Regions from separate parts of the Homo sapiens genome. Here region 2 is linked to region 1. Evidence: chromatin loops called from intact Hi-C (ENCODE). Cell type or tissue: HCT116. All regions are shown on one strand. Region 1 overlaps LOC105376184 (a long non-coding RNA gene). Region 2 overlaps GRIN3A (glutamate ionotropic receptor NMDA type subunit 3A).

Region 1 (5,000 bases):
GGAGGTCCCACACTCTTAAATAACCAGATCTTGAGTGAACTAGCTGAATGAGAACTCACTAATCACCAAGGAAGTGGTGCTAAGCTATTCATGAGGGATCTACCCCCATGATTTAACACTTCCCACCTAGCCCCACCTTCAGCATCGCAGATCACATTTCAACATGAAATCTGGAGGGGTCACACATCCAAATCATATCAGGCCTAAAATTCATTTTGGATGTTATCACCAAATGAGTTTTACACACAGTTATTGCTTCATGCATGGATTCAAAGCATTACTTTACTAAACGTATAAATCCAATTTATACCACAAGTTTTGGTAACTCTGGTTTTGCCATTTCTTCACTTTTATTATATTTACTGGAAACTTAAAAGTATGGAAGTAGCCTGTGTGTCCCTTGGCCTTTGAAAGGCCCTGTCTTTCACTTATCTTGATTGTTTATATACATATGTATCTTATATATGAATCACACACACACTTACATATATATATATATATATATGCACACAAATATCTTTATTCCACAGCAAAGGAAAATAAACTTGGCCTTAAGTTCCCTAATGATTTAGCAAACAATCACTGCAAAGAAATATTAGGGGAGGATTGCTTGAAGAAGATGCAGTCCATCTAGTTTGAATGATCTCAGAGGTATCAAGAATGAGAACCTTATATGCTTGTGCCTACACCTTTCCTACTGGAATCATTTTGGAGGAATAGCACTTGTGTGCTTTTGGTATGAAATATTAGGGGAGGATTGCTTGAAGAAGATGCAGTCCATCTAGTTTGAATGATCTCAGAGGTATCAAGAATGAGAACCTTATATGCTTGTGCCTACACCTTTCCTACTGGAATCATTTTGGAGGAATAGCACTTGCGTGCTTTTGGTATGACACCATCTGATTTGTCTGAAGGTCATGATCAGAAAAAAGTCTGTTCAACTTACCCTTGGGCTGTTGTCCAGTAATCTCTTCATAGGCTATGCTCTTTATGAAGTGCTCAGAGATCCCCGTCTGATTAGAAAATTAAGAATAGTTGTGCTATTCTTAACACTGTTTTATTGATTGCAGCTTTATGATGCATTTAGACATCTGAAAGAATATACTCCTCATAATCTCCTTCCAATATTTCTTGCTCTTATTACCTCTTAATTTTTTAAACACAGTTTAGAATGATTTCATGAAGTTCCCAATTAGATATTTTGATTGAAATTATACTAAACTTATAAACAAATTAGGAAATAATTGATATGTTAGTGAAACTTGCCATCAAGAAAAATAATATGCTTCTGTATTCACATCTTAATTTTTATAATTCACTAAATGTTTGTAGTTCTTTTGACAACTGGCCCTGTGCACTTCTTAAGTTTGTTTTAAGAAGATTTCTGTTATGTTAAATTGGACATTTTCTTATTATATTTTTAATCTATTAATGCTGTTGGAAAATCTATTTTTTTATTATAGGAAAGCTTGAGCCTAGAAGTTTGAGACCAGCCTGGGCAACATGATGAAACCCTGTCTCTACTAAAAATGCAAAAATTAGCCAGGCGTGGTGGCACATGCCTGTAGCCCCAGCTACTTGGAGGCTGAGGCAGGAGAATCGCTTGAGCCCGGGAGGTGTGGCTGCAGTGAGCCGAGCTCACGCCATTGCACTCCAGTCTAGGCAACGGAGTGAGACTCTGTCTCAAAACAAACAAACAAACAAACAGGGAAGAACAAAAAAAGAAAGAAAAAAGATACAAAGGAAGGAAGGAGAGAGCGAGGGAGAGAAAGAAAGGGCAAGCAAACAAGAAAGAAGAAAGAAAGAAAGAAAGAAAAAGAAAGAGAGAGAAAGAAAAAGAAAGAAAGGAAGAAAGAGAGAGAAAGAAGAAAGAAAGTTGAAAGAAAGGAAGAAAGACGGGAAGGAAGGAAAGAAAGAAAGAAAAAGAAAGAAAGAAAGAAGGAAGGAAGGAAGAAAGAAAGAGGAAAGCAAGAAAGAAAGAAAAGAAAAGAAAAGAAAGAAAAGAAAAGAAAAGAAAAGAAAAGAAAAGAAAGAAAAGAAAAGAAAAGAGAAGAAAAGAAAAGAAAAGAAAAGAAGGCAGGTGGGCGGGCGGGCAGGCAGGCGACTGACAATTTTAAAACATTAATAACAGCTGAACCGCTGTGGCGGCAGCTGCTCTGGCCGGTGCGAGGCAGCGGCGCCCGGCGCCTGCAGGAGGTGCTGGCGGCCCAGGTTGGAGGCGGGGACACAGTCAGAGCCGGGTGGGGCATGGAGGGCCGAGGTGGGCTATCTGTTTAGGCCGGGACGGGGGTGCAGGGCTAGGGCGGGGACCCTGTCCCGACCGGGTCACTCTCGTGGGAAGAGGGCGGGCGCTGTGTCCGGCAGTCAGAACAAGCGGCTGCGAAGGAGAAACGAAGCGCACAGAACCGTGAGCTCCACAGGGAACGGACTGATCCTTTGCTAGTCCCCGATGCCCGCACTAAACCTGTCACAAGGCGGCGCACGGGTACCTGGTGGCCGAAGAGGCAGCGGTGTCCAGTGAGTTGGATTCTGGAGGCGGTGGGAGCCAACACTTGCTGCGCATCAGTGAGCAGAGCCACAGTCAAATCCATGTGACCTTCCAAGAGCAAGCACAATTGTCCTGTGCAAATCCCAGACGGATGTTCCAGAAAAGAGAAATAGCAACATAAAAACCATGTCTCCAGGCAGCTTACTAAAAAGTATAGTTCATAAGTAACCATAATTCTGGGCAACAGCACAGTCTGCTGAACTAACCTTACAAGTACAATAAAATGTGTCACCTTAGCGTATTAAAGCAACATATTATCAGGCAAAGAACAGGTGCTCAGACATATATAAATATCTCCAACAACAAACGGAAAATGCATCTTTATAAAAATCATTTCCAACATCATCAAACAGCATAAAATATTTATAAACAAACCTAGCAAATAGGTAAGATCTCTATGGAGAAAATTAGAAAATCATTTTAATTTTAAAACTTAAATATAATTAAAAATGTAGTACCATAGTCACTCTGATCTCATTTCAAGTGCTTACTAGCCATGTGTTGCTAGTGGCAAGAGTGTTGCACAGTGCAGTATTAGACCTCTAAGGTTATAGAAAACTAAGGAAGTTTTTTAGTTTGTTGCGGAGAAGTATGATATGGTTATCAATAAAACTTCCAAGCCTAAAAATATATTACATTTACATAAAGTTCTGTGAGGGATATGGAACCGAATAATGTAAATGTTCTGAACTTTAACATGTAATTTTCTTTAATGGGTATTTAATCATTATCTTGTTTAAGATTCCATGATTTGTACTTAAAAGGGTCACCAATGTTAAAACATACTGGATATGACATCCTTTGGAATTATTTACATTTATAATAGAACATAGATACTCATTTACAATGCGAAAGTGTATATGGTCTCTCAAAATTATTTTTGAGAAGAATGCAGGTTTTTTTGTTTTTGTTTTGTTTTGGTTTTTTTTTTTTTTAGAGATGGGGGCTTGCTATGTTGCTCAGGTTGGAGTACAGTGGCTGTTCACAAACACAGTCATTGTGCACTACAGCCCCAAACTCCTGTGAGTGACCCTCTTGCATCAGGCTCTGGAGTAGCTAGGACTACAGGCTCAGGCCACCACTCCCAGCTTGAAGACTGCCGTCTTAAGGGTACTTAATAATTTTTTTTCAGTGGCTATATATATTTTAAATGTTTTATCTGTCAAAAAGAAAAAAAAAGAACAGATGTTGAGTATTATCAAAGTCTTTGGGGCCATTACAAATAATTTTTTTGTTTTTCACTGCTAATATGAAGATTTTGATATCATTAATTACTTTATATCATTTGTATCCTTGGAATATTACTTGATTATAAACCAAGGTCCCATGGAATTCAGTCCTGCCATGAACACATGCAAAGTCATGTAATCAAAGTAATGAAAAAATAATTTAAAAGCATATTTGTGTTTCTCAAGGGACGTTAACAAAGATCAGATTCATAAACAGAGTAACACTTCTTTATACCCACTTTTCTTTGATTTTTCACTCCATAAATACTCCAGAGTCTCTCACTATCTCACGCCCTCCCTTTCGTCTCTTCCAAAGGTCACCCAGATAAGTCTTTAGAACAGATTATTTTCGGTACTCCTTCCCTGTGCCACATCACATCTCTTTTCCACAGGAAATTGAAGCCAACACTAGTATTTCTGCTCACAAGCTGCACCAGGGCTCCTGAAAACAGCTGGAGGACATGGAAACTCTATGCCTCCATTTGTCTGTAATTCTTTACAGAGAGAACTTAAGACCCTCTAAGAAATGTAGTTGTTGTCTCACTCTGGCTGCTTTTCTCAAAAAATCCTCTTGGAAAATTCCTTAAGAATAAAACCATCTATCTTTTTGCTGGACTGAAATTTCCTTGGCCAAGCTGTATTATCATCTCTATATATCATATACATGAGATGATATATATATGTACATAGATATACACACACACACACACACAGATATGTTTTGGCTGTGTCCCCCCCCAAATCTCCTCTTGAATTCCCACAAGTGGGAAGGACCTGATGGGAGATAATTGAATCATGGGGGCAGGTCTTTCCCATGCTGCTCTCATAGTGCAAATAAGTCTCATGATATCTGATGGTTATCTAAGGGGCAGTTTTCCTGCACAAGCTCTCTGTTTGCCTTCTGCCATCCATGTAAGATGTGACTTGCTCCTCCTTGCCTTCTGCCATGATTGTGAGGCGTCTCCAGCCACGTGGAACTGTAAGTCCATTAAACCGCTTTCTTGTATAAATTACCCAGTCTCGGGTATGTCTTTATCAGCAGTGTGAAAATGAACTAATACAGTAAATTGATACCAGTAGAGTGGGGCGCTGCTGAAAACATACCTGAAAATGTGGAAATGACTTTGGAACTGGGTAACAGGCAGAGATTGGAACACTTTGGAGGGCGCAGAAAAGACAAGAAAATGTGGGAAAGTGTGGAACTCCCTAGAGACTTGTCGAAT
Region 2 (5,000 bases), 280 kb after region 1:
GACATCTTTAAGTATTTTTAGCTTAAGGTGAGAATTGGAGATATAACCACAATTTCAAGTTAGAAATTCCTGGCCTTGCCACACACAAAGAGATAAATTCAGTAGTTGACACTATGGAAAAGGCCTGTATGAAAGGGTGTACTAGATCTGGTTATTGGTTCACTATTGATACCTCCTTTGAAACAGTGCCCACTAAAAATTGTGTTATGGATAGTACTAAGAATAGTCCCCTTATTCAACAATTATTTATTACTGTGCTCATTCCTATCTCAGGGTCTTTTTATTTTATGTTGGCCTGGCTTGCAATGCTCCTTCCTTGGAAGATTTTATGGGTCACTCCTTACTTCATTCTCTGCTCAAATGCCATGGTCAGACAGACCTTACTTTACCATCTGTAGTCAGTCTCTAATCTTATATTCTGCTGTATTTTTCTCCATTGCACTTGTCTCTGTCTAATAATAATATATTACGTATTTATTTGTTTGCATGTCTTATTTTCTATCTTCCCTGCTAGAATGGGAGTTCTTTGAGAGCCTGGGCTTTGCTATTTTATTTACTGCTGTATTTTCAGTCAGTCTCATATTGAGCATGCAACCTAAGAATCTGGGCCTTTCTGATTGGATTAAGGGAGGACATATAATTTGGGGTGAGGGGAAACCAATGTGGGTTAAACCAATCAGATATCTGGATAATTTGAACTAAGAGATATAAGAAATGTAGTCAGATAAATTGATTAGAGTTGTAAAGTCATATAGAGTCAGGCTAAGTCCTATCATAAGAACCACATCCATGGAGAAGCTATGGCAAGGCAGAAGAATCAGCTGGTATCCCGAGAGGAGTTTGTAGCAGATGTGAAGTGAGAAACTGAGAGAAGAGCCATTGGGCCCCAGAGCAAGGGAAAAAGAGAGGTGCTACCCAAACACCTTCTGGTGGTACAGCTCAGCTATACTTCATGCATTTCTATTTCATGTCATTTTCCTGTAAGATTTCAGCACAAATTCCCTGCTTTTGAGCTTCATGGTGGGAGTTTCTCTTCCTTTGCAACAGAACATCCTTTGACATAACAATCCAATAGAACTTCCTATGGAAATGAAAATGTTCTATATCTATGTTGTCCAATATAGAAGTCACTACCCATATGTTCCCATTTAAAAATTTTTATTTAAAATTAAAAAAATATTTTATTTAAAAATTTTTAAAATTTATGTTTTTAAAATTTATTTATTTTAAATTTAAATTTAAATTTTTAAAAAGTTTTTTATTTTTGTGGGTACATAGTAGGCATATATATTTATGGGGTACATAAGATGTTTTAAACACTTGAAATGTGATTCATGTGCTTGAGAAACTGACTCAAATTTTATGTAATCTTAATTTAAATTCAAGTATCCATATTTGGGTAGAGGCTATAATATTAGACAGCACAGTACAATGGTGATTATTATAAGGGATCAAGGACAAGAAGCATAATCAGTAAAAGACAATGAAAGGACAGGGGAAAAAAACAAGGAAAACAATGACGGTGTCACAAAACTCAAGTAGAGGGTGTTCTGCAGCACAAGTAACTACAAAAATGCTAAGATGAGTGTAGTAAAATCCCTTCGGTAACAGTGTTTTTTCTTTTTTAATGGAAGCAAATCTGATTTTAAACAGCAAGGGCTAGGTAAACAAACCAAGAAATAACCCATTCAAAGGCAAACTATCTAGCCATTACAAATAATGGAGAAAAATATTTGCGATATGAGAAGCGGTTTATAATGTATGAATATGTTAGGGAAATCCATAAAGTAGGATGGCCCCAATTTTATAACACACATATATGAGTAGATCTTTTGGTTGTGTATTTATAGGTGATTTGGATTCTTTGGCATTTTATTAAATCTTAGAATTATCCACAAAGAGCATAGATTTTTTTATAATCAGAAATAAAGGAATAAATGATGTGCTTAGCACAATAAAATGGCTGCATCTCTTTATCTTTCCTTATGAATGAAAGTGACAGCAAATACAGCTACTAAGAATTAATGACTCTACATTTCTAAAGTTAGTAAGACTTTATCTCATTTTTCTCCCAACCCCACTGGACACATTTTGAGATATCTTACTTTATAGTTGTTAACTGCAATTATAGATAGGCTGGCAGTACAGCAGAAGTTGATGAAACTTCTTAGTAGAAGGCAGAAGAAGATCTTTTTGGTGAATTAATCTACATTTTCCACAGTCAAAAGACCAGGAATGAAGTAATAGCTGCTTGGAATCCTTTCTTGTCTTGTGAGACTGGATTCCTAGGATGCTTCAGCCTAAAGCTGTATTTTGGAGACCACTAGATGGCTCTCTGTGTCTGTGGCCAGGTGAAGGCACACTAGATAAATTCGGATCTAGATTTATCATTCATGTTCAGGTCACATTGAAGCATTTCTTTATGTGTATAACACAATGTGTGAAAAGACTCAAATTAACTCCTCCTGTATCAGCAACACAATAACATCTCTCTGTGTGTGGATCTGTGTATATATTTGCTCCCATTATTACATTTACAATATATAGAAGCAAATTATTTGTTTAAAGGAATCTCTGTTTAAGAATGTCTGGTTGGGACTGAAAAAATAGCACTCCACAACTAAGCCAGATTGTGATTCTGTTAGACAAAGACATGCTGAATGTTGAACTTTACGAAAACAAAAACTTTTCTTTTTAATCTGGGGAGTATTAACACAACTTCTGTTTGGCTTCTGGTTGAGGCCTTCTGTCCAAAAACACCCATAGATTGCATGCAGGTTGTACTGCCATCAAAGTGCTTGCTACTGCCCCAAATGTTCAGTAAGTTCAGCTAATGACCACCCCTGGCGGTGAGGAGAGGAGTGACAACCCATTTCTAAGTTATTCCTAAGAATGTTTTTGAAAGGTACAAGTTGAGCTATTGTTTGGAACCGTAGAGACTCAGCCACTTGCAGTGTGATGAAAATATAGACTGCAAACACAAAGGAAAATCTCACCTTTTAAATAGAAATAGCATAATGCTCAAGTTTCAAAAGCCATGTCAAATCTGCATTTTCAGAAAAATTTTTAAAAATTACTTTTTTCTTTATTTCTCCTGTTCTTTGATGCCAGTGCCCAGTTAGAGTGATAACAGGGTTTTTCTTAATTGTACTCCACTGTTACTAAAATTTCAACCATTATCCTTGAAAGAATAAAAAGCATTAAATGCGACTCAGGGTTAATCTGTGTAAATGCACAGGTAGTAGTGCATGGGCACTGCTTTTATAATCAGAAAAGCAATATGCATCTAGAAAGTCCCATGAAGTTGTGTGCATCAATTTTGATATAGTCCGCATCCAGTAAAATATGGAGATTTTGCTTCATGAGGTGTCCCATTTCTGAAAGCCCTGGCCTATAGCAGTGCTACTTTCCCTTAATCTTTGGGTTAATGTAAGCCATATTGTTACTGTGATACAGATGAAGCCCGTATGAAAAAGGGGAGACTGCTGAACCTTGAATCCACGTCCAGGTAGACTCTGCCCTTTCTAACAAGAATCCCCAAATACCAACTGGGTTGTACTTAGCAGTGAGTGGAATCACCAAGCTTAACCTTTCTCGACATTTTTCTCCAGATGCAAAGTGTATAAGCTGAAATGGAACCTGCCTTCCAAGGATAAGGTGGGCCAGATCCCTTTCTATCTTTTTGTCACCTCCTCCCTGCATAAGTCTGTGTGGGCAATTGTATTCATTTCTTGTTGTTGCTGTAACAAACTACCAAGAACTTAGTGATTTAAAACAACACACACTTATTCTCTTATTACTTGTGACTAGAGGTCATAGTCTGAAATATGTTTTGCTGGGCTAAAGTCAAGGGTGGCATTCTTTCTGGAGCCTCTGAGGGGAAAACCCATTTTCTTGCCTTTGAGTTTCTAGTGACTGCCTGTATTTGTTGACTTATGGCCTCTTCTCCATCTTCAATGTGTGTCACTCCAGTCTCCGCTTCCTTTATCACATTGTCACATCGCCTTGTCCTCTGACCTTGACTTCTTCTGCCTCCTTCTTATAAGAATCCTTGTGATGACATTGAGTACACCTGGATAATCCAAGATACCCTTTCTATCTCAAGATGCTTAACATAACCACATCTTCAAAGTCCTTTTGGCCATAAAAAATAACATATTCACAAGTTTTGAGGATTCAGATTTGGAACTCTTCCAGGTACTCAGCCCTACCACACCAAAATAAGCTCACTCCTGTTTCATAAGCTCATATCTGTTGTCCTCCATCTCTTCTGCCACTTCTTTCTTTTGTTTGCTTAGATGGAAGATCAAGATTTAGAATTAAGAAATGCCACACAAACCTGAAGCCCAAGTCGTATGTCCCAACTCAATTTTTTCTAAAGACCTATGCAGCAGGGCACTGGGCATTAATGCATTTATTAATAAAATGAAACTGTCATTTCTGTTCTATTGTTCCCTGAGTTTAGTTCCTCAGAGCCTCCTATGAGAAGTTATAGCAATAGTTAGGAAAGACTTATGAGTTCCTCACTAAGACCACCTAATAGACCAAAACATGCTTCTTCTTAACCTTGATGTAACTGCTGCAAAACTCCAACCACCCTGAACCCATATAAAGGAGCAACTAGGTAAAACTGGACTTCAAAGTTCACTTCTTTGCTGACCTACTTTGCACACACTTAAATTGCGGGTACACTTCAGTGAACCAGAACTCTAAGTGGGACTTCAAAACAGCAGATTTCTTCATTTTTCTCAGGGTTATTTTGCTGGAGCTGGAAGTCCTAAGCCTGAATATTATAGACACATTGCGAATGCATAATAAGGTAGAATATTTGAGTTCTTTTTCTGATTAGTTTTTATGAATCTTGCCACGTCAACACTTTATGCTAAAAGAACAATTATCAACATCATAAGAACACACTGCTCTAGGTACATATGGTGCAGTCCTCACCATAAACTTATAAGATAATCACATTTTATGACTTAATAAATTGAAACATGGAG

What was found. Hi-C counts contacts between places; a loop is a spot of excess contacts. Peaks named below come from ENCODE experiments on the same cell type or tissue, not always from the same donor. Only the 100,000 strongest peaks of a DNase experiment are listed, where the experiment ranks them.
Region 2: a loop joins it to region 1, with 2.8 times the contacts of the local background. A loop is called at or near these places in 2 of 110 quality-filtered maps.

Annotation. Positions count from the first base shown.
Region 1 is chr9:101,447,039-101,452,038 of GRCh38, forward strand. All of the region lies in intron 2 of LOC105376184 (a long non-coding RNA gene), which reads left to right. Among named protein-coding and RNA genes, the nearest start is that of ALDOB, 14 kb to the left of the region's middle. RefSeq lists silencers at 2,078-2,267, 2,478-2,567. In HCT116, CTCF peaks have their summits at 2,255 and 2,455; a DNase peak (open chromatin) is centred at 2,463; H3K4me3 peaks cover 1,290 bases; H3K27ac peaks cover 384 bases.
Region 2 is chr9:101,725,509-101,730,508 of GRCh38, forward strand. The region is part of intron 1 of GRIN3A (glutamate ionotropic receptor NMDA type subunit 3A); the gene reads right to left. Among named protein-coding and RNA genes, the nearest start is that of GRIN3A, 11 kb to the right of the region's middle. In HCT116, CTCF peaks have their summits at 2,253 and 2,835; DNase peaks (open chromatin) are centred at 2,347 and 2,811.